2 separate regions of the Homo sapiens genome follow, and region 1 is linked to region 2. A link is a loop called in an ENCODE intact Hi-C map of the cell type or tissue named here. Cell type or tissue: IMR-90. All regions are shown on one strand. Links, peaks and the distances in the headings refer to the core of each region. The heading gives the core; the rest is flanking DNA. Region 1 overlaps TNS1 (tensin 1). Region 2 holds the start of MIR6809 (microRNA 6809).

Region 1 (8,408 bases), core at 2,011-7,010, 66 kb before region 2:
TGGTGGGGAGATTGGCTGCAAAGGTGTGTGAAGGAACTTCCTTGGGGGATGGAATTGTTCTCTATCTGGATTGTGGTAATTATGCATGCACCTGTCAAAACCCGTTGAACTCTATTCCTAAAAGGGATGCATTTTGTTGTATGTAAATTATATCTTAATAAAATTTATTTTAATAACATTTCCCATGTGCACTTCCTTTGCAGCCACATTTGAGAACCATTGGTCTATGGCTTCTGGAGACCAAGCTCTGTCTTCTTGGCCAGTGCTAGCACAATCCCATGTATTTAATAGCGCTTCCTGGGGTTGAGGGCTTTCTTTCCTGGTTTTTTTTTTTAACAACTTTATTGAGGTATAACTAATTCACATACCACACAATACGCCCATTTAAAGTGTACAATTCAATGATTTTTTTTGTATCATCACAGAGTTGTGTGACTGTCACCACAGTCAATTTTAGAAGATTTTCAGCAGCTCGGAAAGAAACCCTGTACCCTTTAGCTTGAACCCCTAATCCCTCTATCTCTCCCCGACCTCACCCCAGCAATCAGTAGCCACTAATCTTCCCGTCTCTATATATTTGCCGATTCTGATGGTTTCATAGCTGTGGTCTTCAAGACTGGCTTCTTTTTCTTTGCATAATATTTTCAAGGTACATCTATGCTGTAGCTCCCTTTTTATGGTTGAGTAATATTCCATTATATGAGTGTAGCCCATGTTGTTTTTCCATTCATCAGTTGGTGGACATTTGGGTTGTTTCACTTTTTGGTTATTATGACTAATGTTGCCATGAGGATTCATGTACAAGTTTTTGTGTGGACATCTGTTTTCATTTCTCTTGGGTGTGTGTAGTTGGGAGTGGAATTGTGGAGTCATAGGGTAACTCTATGTTTAATGTTTTGAGGAGCTGCTCAGCTGTTTTACACAATAGCTTATATTGGTTTTCTAGGGCTGTCCTAAAAAAGTATCACAAACTAGGTGACTTAAAACAACAGAAATGTATTGTCTCACAGTTCTGGAGGCTAGAAGTCAAAAATCAAGGTGTTGGCAGGCCTGTGCTCCCTCTGAAACCTGCAGGGGCCCTTCCTTGCCTCTTTCCAGCTTCTGGAGGTTTCCAGCGATCTTTGGTGTTCCTTGGCTTGTAGGTGCATCACCCATCCTCTGTCTTCACGTGGTGGCCTACCTGTGTCCTCACATCATCTTCCTTCTGTGTCTATGTGTCTCTGTGTACAAATTTTTTTTTTTTATCAGGAACTGTCATAGATGGTTAAGGCCCATCCTCATGACCCCATTTTAGAGCTTGATTACATCTGTAACGACCCTACTTTCAAAAAGGTGCTGGGGGTTAGGACTTCAGCACATCTTTTGTGAGGGACATAATTCAACCCATAACATAGCTGTGCCATTTTACATTCTTGCTAGCAATATGTGAAGTTTCCAATTTTTCCACATCCTTGTCAACACTTGTTATTATCTGACTTTTTGATTGTAGCCATTCTAGTGGATGTCAAGTGGTATCTCATCATGGTTTTGATTTGATTTCCCTGATGAGTAATGATGTTGAGTGTCTTTTCATGTGTTTATTGATTATTTGTGTATCTTTTTTGGAGAAATGTTTATTGACATTGTTCATTTAAAAAATTGGGTTATTTGTCTTTTATTATTGAGTTGTAAAAGTTCTTTATACGTTCAGGATACAAATTCCTTATCAAATATAGATCTGAATTTTTTTTTTCTATTCTCTGGTTGTCTTAAAAGCCAGTTTTGAATTTAGTTGAAGTCTAGTTTATTTTTTCTTTAGTGGCTTGTGCTTTTGCTTTCATATCTAAGAATTTATTGCCAAATCCAAGGTCACAAAGATTTACCCCTGTTTTCTTCTGAGAGTTTACAGTTTTGGCTCTTATATTTAGGTCTTTTATCCATTTTGAGTTAATTTTTATATATGATGTGAAGTAAGGTAAATGCTGTTTTGCATGTGGTTATCCATTTGTTCCAGCACTATTTGGTGAAAAGATCATTCTTTCCCCACTGAATGATCTTGGCATCATTAGTATTAAGTTTCAAAATTGGGAAGTGTGAATTCTCTGACTTTATTCTTTTTCAAGGTTGTCTTGGCTATTCTGTGTCCCTTAAATAAATTTTAGGATCAGCCTGTCAATTTCTACAAATAAGCCAGTTGGAATTCTGATAGGGTTTGCATTGACTCTGTGGGCCAACTGGGGGAGTATTGCCATCTTAACAATTTTGAGGCTGGGAGTGGTGACTCATGCCTGTAATCCCAGCACTTTGGGAGGCCGAGGTGGGTGGATCACTTGAGGTGGGTAAGGAGTTCGAGACCAGCCTGACCAACATGGTGAAACCCCATCTCTACTAAAAATACAAAAATTAGCCAGGCATGGTGGTGCACAGCTGTAAACCCAGCTACTCGGGAGGCTGACGTAGGAAGATCTCTTGAACCCGGGAGGCGGAGGTTGTATTGAGCTGAGATTGCTCCACTGCACTCCAGCCTGGGTGACAGAGTGAGACTTTGATCAAAACAGGAAACAAAAAACACCAAAAAACAATTTTGAGTTTTCTGATTCATGAGCATGAGATATGTTTATATTTATTTATATCTTCTTTAATTTATTTCAACAATATTTTGTAATTTTAAGAGTATATATTTTTTACTTCTTTTGTGAAGTTTTTCTTCAGTATTTTGTTCTTTTTGATGCTGTTTTAAATGGAGTTGTTCTTAATTTCATTTTTAGGTCTTTCATTGTCAGTATATGAAAATATAATTGATTTTGTGTAGTGATGATTTATCTTACAATCATCAGTATTTATTAATTCTAATAGTATTTAAGGGGTTCCTTAGGATTTTCTACATACAAGATGATGTCCTCTGTGAATATAGTTTTAGTTTTTCCTTTCCAACCAGGATGCTTTTTATTTCATTTTTTGCCTAATTGTCCTGACTGGAAACTTCAATACAATGTTACTAGATGTGGCAAGAGCAGAAATTGTTGTCTAGTTCCCGAACTTAGGAGGAAACTATCCAATATTTCACCACTAAGCATGATATTAGCTGTGGATTTTTCACAGATGCCCTTCATCAGGTTGAGGAAGTTTCCTTCTATTCCTAGTTTGTTGAATGTTTTTGAAATCATGAAATGGTGTTGGATTTTGTCAAATTCTTTTAATGATGATCATGTAGTTTTTGTTTTTTTAGTCTATTGATACAGTATAATACATCAATTGATTTTCAGTTGTTAAAACCACCTTTCATTCCTGGGATAAGTCCCATTTGGTCATGGTGTATAATTCTCTTTCTTAAATGTTTCTGGATTCACTTTGCTAGCATTTTCTTGAGGATTTTTACATCTATATTCGAAAGAGATATTGGACGGTAGTTTTCTTTTTCCTTTGATATCTTTGGTTTTGGCCTCATAGAATGATTTGAGAGGTGTTTGTTTGTCTTCTATGTTTTGGAAGAATTTGTAAAGAATTGATATTGATTCTTCTTTAAAAGTTTGTGGAGAACATTTAAACCTGTGAAGCCATCGGGACCTGGGCTTTTCTTTGCGTGTAGTTTTTTGATTGCCAGTTCAATTTCTTTATTTATTATAGGTCTATTCAGATTTCTAATTTCTTCTTGAGTCAGTTTTGGTAGTTTATGCCTTTCTAGGAATTTGTCTATTTTATCTTAGCTATCTGATTTATTCATGGTATTTCTTCATAATTCTTTTTATTTCTGAAAGGTTGGTAGTAATGTCCCCTCTTTCACTTGTGATTTGAGTAATTTGAGTCTTCTTTCTTTGAATCTTAATCAATCTAGCTGAAGTTTTGCCAATTTTGTTGATCTTTTCAAAGAATTTACCTTTTCCTTACTTTTGCTTATAGCCACTGTTTATTTTTTATTTTTATTTATTTATTTATTTATTTTTGAGACCGAGTCTCGCTCTGTCACCCAGGCTGGAGTGCAGTGGCTTGATCTCGGCTCACTGCAAGCTCCGCCTCCTGGGTTCATGCCATTCTCCTGTCTCAGCCTCCCAAGTAGCTGGGACTACAGGTGCCTGCCACCAAGCCTGGCTAATTTTTTTTGTATTTTTAGTAGAGATGGGGTTTCACCGTGTTAGCCAGGATGATCTCGATCTCCTGACCTCGTGATCCGCCCACCTCAGCCTCCCAAAGTGCTGGGATTACAGGCGTGAGCCACCGCACCCGGCCTATAGACACTGTTTATTAAGTATCCCCTGCATGGTGACTACGTGACACTCTTCTCATTTAATCCTTGAAATACCACATATAAAGCAGATGTGATTGTTCACACTGTCAGATGAGCCATTGAAGGGAAAGTCTTAACACCAGTTATGCAACCAGCAGGCAGTGATGTGGGCTTCCTGCTCGGGTCTGAGAGTCTGGCTCTAATGTCTGATGGATTTCAGTACAGCAAGGGACCTTTCGTGTTCCACACTCAGCCTCTACTCCCCACAGCTGTGACTTCATGATTTTCTGACTTTATCATTGCTTAGGGGAGAGCAATGGGTCAGTGTTCCCTTGTGCTGTTCAGTGAGCCTCAGCATCGCTTGGTGAGCCTGTTCAGCATACTCCTGCCCTGTCAAGTTTGACTCAGTGCATCTGGGGTTAGACTTAGGGATCTGCATTATTTTCCAACATCTGATGCTGGGTCCCTGGCAGCGCTTGTGGAGCCCGTGTTTGCCCTGGGAAATGCCTCTTCAACTTAACTGGATGCAGGCCCTGGGGAAGTTACTGCTTCCCCTGGTGTCTGTTCTTCTGGCTTCAGCTTCGCTGGGGATGGATTCAAGGATGAGGTAGGTTTTGGGGGAGAAGCTACTTTCTCTTGCTTTATAACAATTTTGCAAGAAGCTTTAACTTCCCCTGACATCTTTGAGTCTCTCTCTCTCTTGCTGTCTCCTTACACACGCGCGCGCGCGCACACACACACACACACACACACACACACACACACACACACGCAGCCTGCTCCCCATAGCAGGGAGGGGCAAGGCTGGGGGTGAAGAGACACTGAGCTGTGACTGGCTTCTCATTTTCCTGGAATGTGGCTCCCCAAAGGTCTCATATTTTTCAGCGTTTCTGACGCTGCGGCTGTGTAAACATCACACAAGGGTTTGCTGCATCTGAGAGACCAGAGGAGTTAGAGAGAGGGGGAGGGTAGGAGCCCAGAGCAGAGAGAAGGGCAAATGGGAGATGGAGAATGGAGAGAGAGAGAGAGGAGAGGAAAGTCCTGGGGTCCTGGTGGAACAGGATGCTGGATGAAGCACGCTAGAGGGAACAAAGACCAGTGGAGTCCCACTGAGCAGGTGAGGGATCTAGGAGGGCGGGGTTTGTGGTGTGGTACCAGGGGAGGGCAGAAGGTCCAGTTCAGGTTAGGAGCTCTATCGGTGAGGTGGGAGGAGACCCCTGGTCCACACCAGCCACCCTGGCTGCTTCTGGCTTCTAGCTCGGGGGGTCTGTGGTGCCCGTTGAGCTGGCTAAGCAGGGAGAGCAAGGCCTTTGCTGGTGGACGGCCGCCTCCCGGGGTGTGGTGAGCCTGGCAGTGGTGAGTAGCAGCTCCTTGCCTCCTGGGGCTCCACCTTGGCTGAGAGAACCTGCTGGTGTGGAGGGAGGCCCAGGATGCCTTATGAGAACCTAGCATTCTCTGCTGCTGGGCTCTGCCTGGAGGCTCAGACTCAGTTGTAGTTCTCTGAGCCTCCCAAGCCACTGACCTAGAACTACCCACTTCCTGAGCCTGGACAGCAGGAGAGGTGGCCTGGTGCATGCAGTTGGAGTCCCTGTGGCCTCCGGCTTAGGAGGCTCTTGACTCTGCTATTTACATGAACCTTGTTGTATCAGGCAAGTCACTCCCACTCTGAAATCAGGTTTCCTCAGCTGTATAAAAATGGTGACATTGATATCTTGCTGATATCATGCTGACCTTGCAAGGTTGGTGGGAGGATTAGAGAGAATGTAGGTAAAATCCTGGCATGTGATAGGCTTTTGCTCAATAGATAACTCTTGTTCTATTCTTCTGAGATCCTAGGATAATAAAGAGCTAAGTGCCCCAGAAATAACAAACAGCTAAGTGCCCCAGAAATCCACCAGCCAGCAGGCCAGGGCAGCTCCACTGAATGACTGTGGTTCGCGTTCCCTTAACCTGTTCCAATGGATTCCTCTGCCTGCAGCCACCTGCTGGCCCTGTGTATTCCCCTCCCCTGCAGTTGTTTATCTCTGCTCCGCCCTGCCAAGGATCTTTGACACCCCTGCTCCCTCTCTCTGGGGGTTCTGGCTCCTGGCTGATGAGTGACTTGGCCAATGCCCCTTGCAGCGGGCAGGTGGGTGGGATGTTAGCGGGGGGCCGTTAGGAGGAGAGGGGTGTATGTGTCTTGGGGCACAGCAGAACACAGAGCGAGTCACAGATTAACCCCCTGGCCTGTTTCCTCTGGCGCGGCCCGGCGCACCCAAGCGAGGGTGTCCAGGGGTGTCTGGGTTCAGACTAGGTCCTGTTCAAGGAAGCAGGGGAGGAAGGTCACTCGTGGGTCACATGTGGTTGGAGGAGCAGCAGGAAAGCCCTGGAGCCCTCGTCTGCATACAGAACTCACACTGGCTTGAATTCCACATCAGCGCGCAGCTTCCAAAACTCCTATATCCTAGCACACACAGGATCTATTTAATCTAATCCTCACAGCAACACTACAAGATAGGTATTAATATAATCGCTAGGGCACAGAGGAGGAAACGCCTCAGATGATTGAGCAGTGCGCTCACACAGCCGGTAAGGTGGTGGAACCAGGACCGGGGACTTGAGCCCAGGCTTAGGGAGAGGCCTGGGGAGAGAATCTGAGCTGAGTGCCAAGTCTGACTTTTCTTCTTCAACACTCACTATCTCTGACACTGGACAAGTTGCACAGCCTCTTTGTGACTTGAGTTCTTGATCTGTAATAGTCATAAACATAGATCTTGCTTCATAAGATGATTGTAAGAATTAAATGCATTAATGCCTACAAAGTGCTTAGAGCAATAGATAAATGCTAGCAATTATGATCAGCACCCCTCTGTGAATAAAGTCTGAGGACAGAGGCTGCAGTTGGGTTGGGTGGAGGAAGTGAGTGTAAACTGGCTTGTCATGTTTTGCTTTACTGAGGCCTCCCGAACCTCCAGGGAAGACAATTTGAATGTTCTCCACTGGACCAGCCGTCTTGTGAGGAGGTGAGCTCTCAGTAGCTGTCTTACGTTGTGGGGAGGAAGGTTGGACTGGAAACAGTCAAAGTCTCTTGTTTTAAGATTTGGGGCCTGGGGAGTCAGAGCTGATTTTTAAGAAATTTTACCACACCCGACTAATTTTTTTTTTTTTTTTGTATTTTTAGTAGAGATGGGGTTTCACCATGTTGCCCAGGCTGGTCTCAAACTCCTGAGCTCAGGCAATCTTCCCACTTAGGCCTTCCAAAGTGCTAGGATTAGAGGTGTGAGTCACTGAGCCTGGCCTTTTTTTTTTTTTTTTCGGTAAATGTACATATTTTCATGGCTCACGTGATGAGTTAATACAGTCATATAATTTGTAAAGATCAAATCAGTGTAATTGGGATATCCATCAACTTAAATATTTATCTTTTCTTCATGCTAGAAACACTGGAATTATTCTTATCTAGCTATTTGGAAATATACATTAGAGCCGATTTGTTTCCTGCCTCCCCTGCTTATAGCTGAGTAGCCTTGGGCCATTTTCTCAAGTGCGCAGGTTCTCAGCTTCCTGGTCCATAAGCTGGGGTCATGAGTCCTGCCTGCAGTCTTGTGGTGAGGATTAGATGAGCTAGGTATGGAGAGTGCTTTTACGCTCCCGGTGCATGATAGCCAGTGACCTGTGATGGCTGTGGTGTGGTGGCGGTGGCATGGTTATTGTCATTAGATGCAGTCTGGCTCTCTCCAGGTGATGACCCCGTGCCGGAGCACCTGTGCCAATTATCCCTGGGCCAGTTCTGTTTTCCGTGTTCCCTGGGTGGTCTGCATTCTTCCTCCTCTGCCCTCTTAGTCTGAGCATCCCTTGTCTGATTCCTGGAGGTATCTCGGGACCTCTCAGGTTGAACTCCTCTCCCCTTCCAAGGACTTAATTCTTGAACTATCCTCTGACCCTCATCTGACCCTAATCTGTGCCTTCCTTAGAACCCAAGTTTTTGTTTTGTTACTTTGTATTCTGAGATGATTAAACTTACACAAAATTTGCAAAAATAGTACAGAGTTTCCTTATATCCTTCACCCAACTCCCCCTAATGCTGACATCTTACATAACCATGCACGGTTATCAAAACCAGGACATTCACATTGATCTGACGTTAATCTGAGGATTGTAGTAGAATTTGGCCAGTGTTCCCACCACTGCCCTTTTTCTGATCTAGGATCCAATCCAGGATCCC
Region 2 (8,408 bases), core at 2,073-7,072:
GTCTGGGCCAGATGGATCCCGTCAACTAGAGCTACAGCAAGAGACAGTGAAGTTAGACGTCACGAAGAACTTTTGATTGCAAGAGTGTGCACGACCTTGGTCCTAGGGAAGAAAGAGGTGGCCGTTTAGTTGTGACTGAGGCTCTTTGGCTTTTTTTAGAAGAAAGTATTGGTGATCTGGGATGGATGTGTCTGTGCCTGTGTGTCGGGGTGGGTAAGTGTGCTGTCTTGTCTGGCTATGGGAGGAGAGACAAAATGAGCTTTGGAAAGGTAAGCAAGTGAGCAGCTACCAGAACGGCCTGTGTACTGTAAAAGAGGAGAGAAAACCTAATTTGTAAGGCTCCTGTCACCTGTCTCAGGTTGGGTTGGCTCCAGGGTCATTGAGCCAGTCCCCTGCCCAGCCACGGGACTCTCCAGCAGTCCACCCCGGGGGAGGAGGACCTGGGCCTGCTGCTGTGATAATGTGGCTGTTTGTCAAGCTGTGTTGCTGTCTCTGGCCCACGGCCCAGGACTCACAGGCAGGAATGGCTGTTTTCCTCCTGCCGAGTTGGTGTGTAGTGGAGTTTGTGGATAGTGTGCTGTGTCGCACTTTGTTTTGGAAAAATCCAGGCTAGTGGGCAGGAAGGAGAGGGGAAGGGGTGTGGCTGAAGGGGGTGCTATGTGGGGGTTGGCCACAGCCCCCAGAGGAGATGTAGGAATGGGGCCGGGCCCCTGACGTAGGTTGGTCACCAATCTCTGGCTGCCTGACAAGGCCCCTGGTGTTCGCTTACAGACCCTCCTCCCAACTGTGCCCCTCTGGGGATCTGGGCTCAGGAAATGGCTTTTCTTTTGGTCCTGAGCTGTTGTGTTTGGTCTGTGGACCTCAAAGGAAAGCAGGGCTCTTCCCACAGAGGCATTGCTTCAAACCAACCCCACCCAAGGCTGGAGGTTCGTGCTCCTTGCCTCATGACGGGGAAGAAGGCAGCAGATAACAGAACCTGGGGTCATAGACCTTGAGCCACCCAGTAGTGTCTGAGTGGTGATCCACTCTTGCCTGCAATGAGGACCAAGGCAAAAAGAGTTGGCTGAATCTGCAGCAGGAAGGATGAGGGTTAGATACCAGGAGGAAATTCCTGACAGTGAGAAAAGTAAGACACTCTGTCTGGGAGGCTGTCGAATTTCCTTTCATGGTGCCCTTTCAGCAAAGGAAGGATTGTGTTTTGGAGGTAAGGATGGGGAGAGTTCTGTTTGGTGTTTAGAGAGTTGGATGAAAAGTTCTGTAATCAACCTGTGTCTTGAGAGGAGCCAGGAAGAAGTTCAAAGCCATTTGGGTAAGGTGATTTGTGATCCCCGGAGAGGAAAAGAATAGGATTACAGGCAGGCAGAGAGCTTATTTTCCTTTTTATAAGGTTTGTAAAGTCCTGTAGTCGTTTTCCCTAGGGGCTCCACGCGGAGTAGGCAGAAGATTATGTGAGCACTGTGCAGTGCCCATTTTACAGATGGACAAATGAGACGGAACCTCTACTCCTCACACTGGGTATGGTGATGAGTATCATGGTCTGTAAAATATAAGCTCTCTGAGGTCAGGGACTTCACTTCCTTTGTCCCCTGGTGTCTAGAACATGGCTGGGCACACAGCTGGTGGCACTCGGTGGATGTTTGCTGAATGAGAGAATGAGCATGAAGATTGGAGGCCCAGGGATGACCGGATGCCTTGTGTTACTCCCACTGTGCTTGTAAAAAGCCTACGTGATGAGGCATGCTTCCAAAGGCACCATCTCTAGCCTCGTGTGAGGTCACCTGTGTTTCTGGAGCAGTAGGGTGTGTTTGCTGACATGCCGTGCCCCTGCCCCAGCCCATTTGTTGTTCTCTGAGTTCTGTCTGTCTGTGTGTACCGACACTCAGACGTGTCACCGTGCATGTCTGCTGTCCGCCAGCAAGGGTCACGTGCCCCCAAACTTTGCAGAAAACAGGAAGCCCCGTCAGTGAGAGGGCAGCCCAGTGATTCATCAGGGGATGACAGTCCCAGCTGTTCGTCCCCCATCCTCTGCACTGGGGTCACTGTCCAGGGTGGCTTCCTCCCCATGCCTCCCCTCCCCTCCCCGCCCGGTGGAGCAGAGCGGGCTTGGACTTTGCCTTATCACCTCTGGAGGCGGCCTGGCCAGACTCTGTTTGGGCCAAGTTTTTATTTATCTTCACTGGCTTTTTTTGGGGTGGGGAGGCTGAGGAATGTGGAGTGTTGTAATGTTTGGAAGAGGGCGGTGGGGAAAGGGGAGCCAGGTCTCCTGTCCTGCTTGTCCTGCTTACCCCTGCACCTTTGCAGGCTCCCGGCCCCCCTTGGTTCCCCAGTTCCCCCTGCCAAGCCCATATCAATATGGCCCATTGTCTTTCTCCAGCTCCCTGGGTCTGGTCCCATGCTCCTGGCCACACCTCACGTCTTGGCTACCGTTGTGGCTTCCAGTTGTTCAAAGCAGCTGTGGTGGCTTCCTCCAAAAGTGGCTACGGATCAGCAACAGATGAAACTCAAGGGGCTATTTATAGCAGGGTGGCCCTGGGGCCTGGAGCAGGGCCTAGGGCCTGGGGAGATTCAGGGACTCCTCATTAGGGACCAGTGAAATGGAGATGGGTGAACTGTTGGGTTTCTGTGTTCCTCTGAGGGGGCAGTTTTGGAACAGCCTGGTTTGGGTCTTGAAAACCAAACACAGTCACTCGTTGACTCCCAGCTCCACCCCTGTCTAATCCCCCCACCCCCAAGCTTGACTCATGCAAACTGGAGTCCTCAGGGCCAGAAGAGCTGTGAGACTTAGAAACTTCCCCCCAGTAGCCCCACTTGGCTCTTCCCTCCTTCACTGCTGAGGAGCTGCTCATTGGTCCGAGGCAGCTGGGACTCTGGGCAGAGCCTTCTTCCGGACAGCTGGATGGAGGGTCCCCCTCTTAGCAGAGCTGCTCTAACTTGGGGCTCAGCTGGGAGCTGGACCTCGGAACCCACCTATCCTGCCTCGTAGGCACTGCGGAGCCAGGAGAGGGGTGCAGGGGCTCCTCTTCTTGGAGACCCCGTGGTCAAGCCCCAGGTTGGAGTGTGAATCCTGCCTGGCCGTCAACTTCCCAGGGACTTGAGGGTAAGTTATTCTGTGCCTCAGTTTCTTCCTTTCTTGGCAGATTGTGGTCCTGTCTCTTTAAAGAAGAGGCTGCAACTTGGCGGTAGGAAAAGACCATTTTCTGAGAGGCACATGGGTGTTTGGAAGGTGTCAATGGGCTCAGGAGGTCTGAGAATCTAGAAACTGGCCTTCCCAATTCTGCATCCTGTGAGGTGACTGGAAGGATGGGTAGAGGCGATGCAGGGTGTTGGTTTTCTATAGAGGTGAATGTTTGGTTGTAACTACCCTTTTCATTTTTCTTGATACAAAAGTAACAACAAAAACAACAGCTGTCATCTGGTAAATACCAGGCATGATGCGAAGTGCCTTATATGCATAACTCCTTTGGATCCTCACTGCCAGCCTGAAGGTTGTCCCATTTTACATGTGACATTACAAGAGGCTCAGAGGGGTTAAGTAACTGGCAGGGCTGCCCAGCAGGATCCTGGAATCCAAACTCTGTGGTCTGTGGGCCTCTGACCCTGTGCTTTCACACCCGCCATGCCATCCTGCTGCCCTGGGATGGATTGGGCCCATTTGCTTAAGTTTGTACCACTCGACAGCTGTGAAAAGGGGAGTGGGTGAGATGGTTACTGTCTGCCACAGACAGTGGGGAGTGGGCCCTCAGGAGCATGGCTCACTGTCTTAGGCCTCGTCTTGGTTCCTGCATGCTCCACCTGCCTGTTCTGGTCTCTAAACTCAATTGAATGACTTGATGTTACAGCTTTCAAGCAGAGAAGTGTGGGGTGATGGTGGCAAGACAGAGGGGCGCCATTACTCTCATCGCTCCTTTTGTGGTGGCAGTCGTATTCTCCTCCTGGGGTTTCTCTTGTGTTGGCGAGTGTATCAAAGTGAAGTGTGTTTCCATTGATTCAGTAACTGTTGAGTGTGCCCTCAGTGTGGATGGCACCAGCCCAGTGGGGTGCACTCCTCAGCATTCGGGATTCTTCCTTTTGTCCCTCTGGGGCTTGCACACAGGCAGGCACACTCACGTGGAATCAGTGTTGATGGCTTTGGCTTCGGGCAGGCTGTGTTTTTGCAGGGGTTAGGGTGGCAGGGCCAGAATGTTGGCAAGGAAAGAAGAGGATCATGTTTGCCCCCGTGGACAGCTCTCTGGTGTGCTCCTCCTGCCATCCTGCCCACCCCTGCATAATGCTGCTTCTCTTCTCTCCTTCCCAGGGCTCCACCAGGGTCACCCCGAGTGTCCAGCCCCACCTCCAGCCCATCAGGTATGCCTGGCCCGTGGGGGCAGGGGGCGGGAGTGCAAGCAGGGGGGTCACTGTGGGTGTCCCTGTTAAGTCTTGCCTCTGGGTCCCCCGGACTGCAGCCATAAAGCCACGGGTGGGGAGTGTGGGCAAACGTGAAAGGCACAGGAGAGGATGCGTGCGGATGCCGTTGGCAACAGTTGTGTTTTGAGCTCTTAGCCAGCCCTTGAGCTGAGTCTTTATTTACCTGCATGAGCTCATCTAGTCCTTGCAACAACCCCGCAAGGTACGTATTTTATTCCCTTTGGTAGAGCAGCATTTCAGAGAGATGAGGTGACTTGTAAAGGTCACACAGCCACCAAGAGGCAGCACTTGGATTTGCGTTTAGGGCTGATGAGCATTGAGGCCTGTGCTGGATCTCTTCCTCTCTGCAGACAGGATTCTGACTGGGCAGAGTCATTTATGAAAGGGAAGTTCCCTATCTGGCTGGGCTGGCAGGGGCCGGGGGAAGGGGATGCACAAGGGACTTTGTGTCCTGGCGATCCAGAGAGTTTGTTTTGCCCTCTCTGCCTCACCTTCACCCACTGAGGCTCCTGAGATGATTGGGGATGCCAGCCCTGCAGTAGAGTTGAAGCCCCTGGAAGTTTCTGGCCCAGCTGCCAGCTGTCCACAGACTGGAGGTGGCTCCTTAGAGGATCCCCTCCTTCCCTTAGACCTGGGCAGGTGGATGCAGAGTGTGATGCTGAGGCTGTCCGGCTGGTGGCACTGTTCTGCATTTGCGTCCTTCCTGGGATCCAGCCTGTAGACAGGGGCGGGTCAGTGCCCCAGATGGGCCACGTCTGACTCATGGCCCTCACCAGCACGGCCCCTCTTGCTCCCCTTCCTGTGCTGAGGGAGAGGCTGAAATCACAGGAGCTTGTCTTGCGAGTTTTTCTGACATTCTAGTTTCTTCCTTGGAGCCAGAACAGAGAGGGGTTTTGGAGGATGGGGAGGAGGGGATGCTGCAAGTTAGCTGAGGCTCCCCGCCCTCACACCCACTTGCTTGCAGGTATGTGTGCGTGTGGCTTCTTGTCCCAGACTGGTCACCACCTACAAGAACTGTCCTTGGGTAGGCAGTTGGCTTGAGATAGAAACTTCTCCCCCACAGCTGCAATGAGAAGCTTTCCATAGGGACAAGAAGTAGCTGGGACTCAGAGTCAAACTCAAACCGGGCTCCTTACCTCTGGGTGCTGGTCCCCAGTCCCACTCAGGCCCCTGTCATCCCAACAGAGAGGTCCTGCCATGCCTCATCCTTGGCTGCCCCATCTCCACACCCCACCTGGACTGGGATTGAACCCTGGTGGAGGTCTGGATTCCTCATGGCTTCTCAGCATCTGGGGGCTTGTTCTGTCTAGTGCCAGAGAGCCCTCATCACTTTTAAATACCCCAGTGGTATTCCTTTCGCTGCCCTCCACTCTCCACTTTATCCCGCTGTGGTGAAAGGTTAGCAGAATGAAATGTCAGTGCTGCCTGCATTTGATAGAGGGGGAAGCGAGACACTAGGAGGTCAATGATTGGGGAAAAAGCTGGAGGGATGGGGGAGGTGCTTCTAGAAGCAAGAGGTGGGCTTCCCAAGTGGGCATCCTGGACCCTTCCTCTGGAAGAAAAGTTGGGAGAGATGTAAAGATGCGAGCCCCTCCCTTCCTCACCCAGTGCCCAGTGGAGAGGATGGCCAGCCCAGGGGCCTCCCCACCTCTCCGGGAAACGCATGGTGCTGGCGGCTGCCCGCCACTGCAGCAACAAGGGCTCTGTGCCCTCTTGTTTTCTGGGCCCTTAGAAATCAGGGAGGCTGCTGCCAAGAAGCAGCTCTGGCAGGCAGTGGGAGCTGCCAGAGGTGGGGAGAAGGCCAAGGAACAAAGGGCAGGAGTTGGCCTGCCTCCGGGAGGGCTGGAATGTGTGCTGTGGTCTGGCTTACCTGGAACCCAGGTGAACGTGTCACCTGAGATGCCCCCTCCCCTGAGAGGTTTCCCGCCCACTCCACAGCTCGAGAGCTAGGGGCGGGCAGTGGGAAGTCTCCGTTCCAGGGCTGGAGAGCGCCCAGCGCAGGCTCTCCTTCCTCTTCCAGAGCAGTCTGGGGCCTTTCGGGAGACTTCTGCCTGGCCAGGCAGCCAGTGTTGGGAGCCAGAGCTCCTGGGTTCCTGGGCCAGTCTGGCCCTGGCTCTGAGCTCTGGAGTCACAGGTTGAAGGCAGTGGCCAAAGGACTGATGGGAACCAAGAATTGGTGTCATCACAGTTTGGTTCTGAAATGGCCTGAGGTCCTTGCCAGCCCTACCCAGCTTGTTCTCGCCGGCACTCCCAAGCCGGCCACATTGGCCTTGCCAGAGGAAGCCTGTGGCCTTGGCCTTGGGTTGAAGAGCAGCCAAGCACCCTGGGCTGCATATGGGGGTCACACAGGGTGTGTATGGGGTGCAGCTATCTGGGGCCTTCCCTGTGGGCTGGATTCTGATATGGACCCTCCGCTGCCTGCTGTCTCCCTAGAAACATGAGTGTGAGCCGGACCATGGAGGACAGCTGTGAGCTGGACCTGGTGTACGTCACAGAGAGGATCATCGCTGTCTCCTTCCCCAGCACAGCCAATGAGGAGAACTTCCGGAGCAACCTCCGTGAGGTGGCGCAGATGCTCAAGTCCAAACATGGAGGCAACTACCTGGTGAGGATGGATCCTCGTGCCCACTGTCCTGTGCCCTCTATGCTTCCATCTGCTCACCACCTCTACATGACTGGTATCCCTGCCACCAGCCCCTGTGCCAGCATGCCCTCTTCTCTTTGTTTATCTGCCTTTCCCCTCAGGCAGCTCTCGTGCCTGAGTCTTCAATCACTCTCCAGCCCAGCTCTCCTCTAAGGAGTGTGCTGCAGCTGGAATGTAGCATCTGGAACTCTGTGTGTGCATGTGTGTGCTGGCCAGGAGAAGAGAGTACCAATAAGAGTTCAGGTTATTGAGCGCTTGCTACTAGCCAGGCCCTGTTCCAACTGCTTTCCACGCACTTAACCTTTGCAGCAGCCCTAGCAAGCAGGCACTTGCCAGAGCACAGAGAGGTGGGGTTATTTGCCTAAGGTTGCAGGGTCAGGAAGTGGCAGAGCTGGCACAGGGTCGGTGCCTCTGAGAAGTCTGAGGGCAGAGTCTTGGCAACATGTGTCTTAAGGGACCCTGGGTTGCTGGCACCTGGCTCGGCCTGGCCCAGAGGAGTCACCTTGGCACACGGGAGAGAGGTGCTGGCGGTGGTCTCCACTAACGCAGAAAGGCTGATCCGTCCTTGGCCCCAGAGGAGGGCTCAGGTCCATTTTAGAGGGAGGTGCCTGTGGACTGGACCCACAGATCTGATCTGTACAACCTCAGGTGGCTGTCCCCAGGGTGTTTGAGGTGGGATGTAGGAGGCTGCATTAGTTTCCCAGGGCCACTGTAGCAAATGAGGTGGCCCTTTCTATCCATGGGTTTCACCTCTTTGGACTCAATCCATCATGAGTTGAAAATATTCAGAAAAAACCCAACAGTAAATAACAATAAAAAACAATACAAATAAAAACAATACAGCAGAACAACTATTTGCAGAGCGTTTATATTGTATTAGGTATTACAAGTAACCTAGAGATGATTTAAAGTCTACGGAAGTATATGCATAAGTTATATGCAAATAGTACATTTTTTATATGCAAGTTATATGTAAATAGTACATATTTTATGTAAGAGACCTGAGCACCCATGGATTTTGGTATCCACTATCCATGGCGGGGTGGAGGGGTCCTAGATCCAAATCCTCCATAGACACCAAGTGATGACTCTACCTCAAATCTGGTGGCTCAAAATAACAGAAATTTATTCTCTCACAGTTCTGAAGGCTGGAAATCTGAAATCAAGGTGTTGACGGGGCCATGCTCCCTCTGAATCCTATGGCAGAGAATCCCTTCTTGCCTTTTCCTAGCTTGCGGTGGGATTCCTTGGTTTGTAGCGCATCACTCCAATCTCTACCTCCATCTCCACGTGGCCTTCTTCAGTGTCTCTCTGTGTGTCTTCTCTTCCTACAAGGACATCAATTATTGGACTTAGGGTC

What was found. Peaks named below come from ENCODE experiments on the same cell type or tissue, not always from the same donor. Only the 100,000 strongest peaks of a DNase experiment are listed, where the experiment ranks them.
Region 1: a loop joins it to region 2, with 3 times the contacts of the local background. A loop is called at or near these places in 4 of 110 quality-filtered maps.

The regions. Positions count from the first base shown.
Region 1 is chr2:217,962,836-217,971,243 of GRCh38, reverse strand. The region is part of intron 3 of TNS1 (tensin 1); the gene reads left to right. Among named protein-coding and RNA genes, the nearest start is that of TNS1-AS1, 12 kb to the left of the region's middle. RefSeq lists enhancers at 5,909-6,445, 6,446-6,983. In IMR-90, for the core only: no CTCF peak of the experiment used is centred there; a DNase peak (open chromatin) is centred at 5,053; H3K27ac peaks cover 2,516 bases.
Region 2 is chr2:217,896,399-217,904,806 of GRCh38, reverse strand. TNS1 (tensin 1) reads left to right here. Exons shown (of 33, transcript NM_001387777.1): 7 at 4,295-4,344; 8 at 6,838-7,009. It overlaps MIR6809 (microRNA 6809), which reads left to right and starts at 4,179; the gene lies at 4,179-4,294. In IMR-90, for the core only: CTCF peaks have their summits at 4,644 and 5,086 (motif pointing right); DNase peaks (open chromatin) are centred at 2,756 and 5,136; H3K4me3 peaks cover 484 bases; H3K27ac peaks cover 2,009 bases.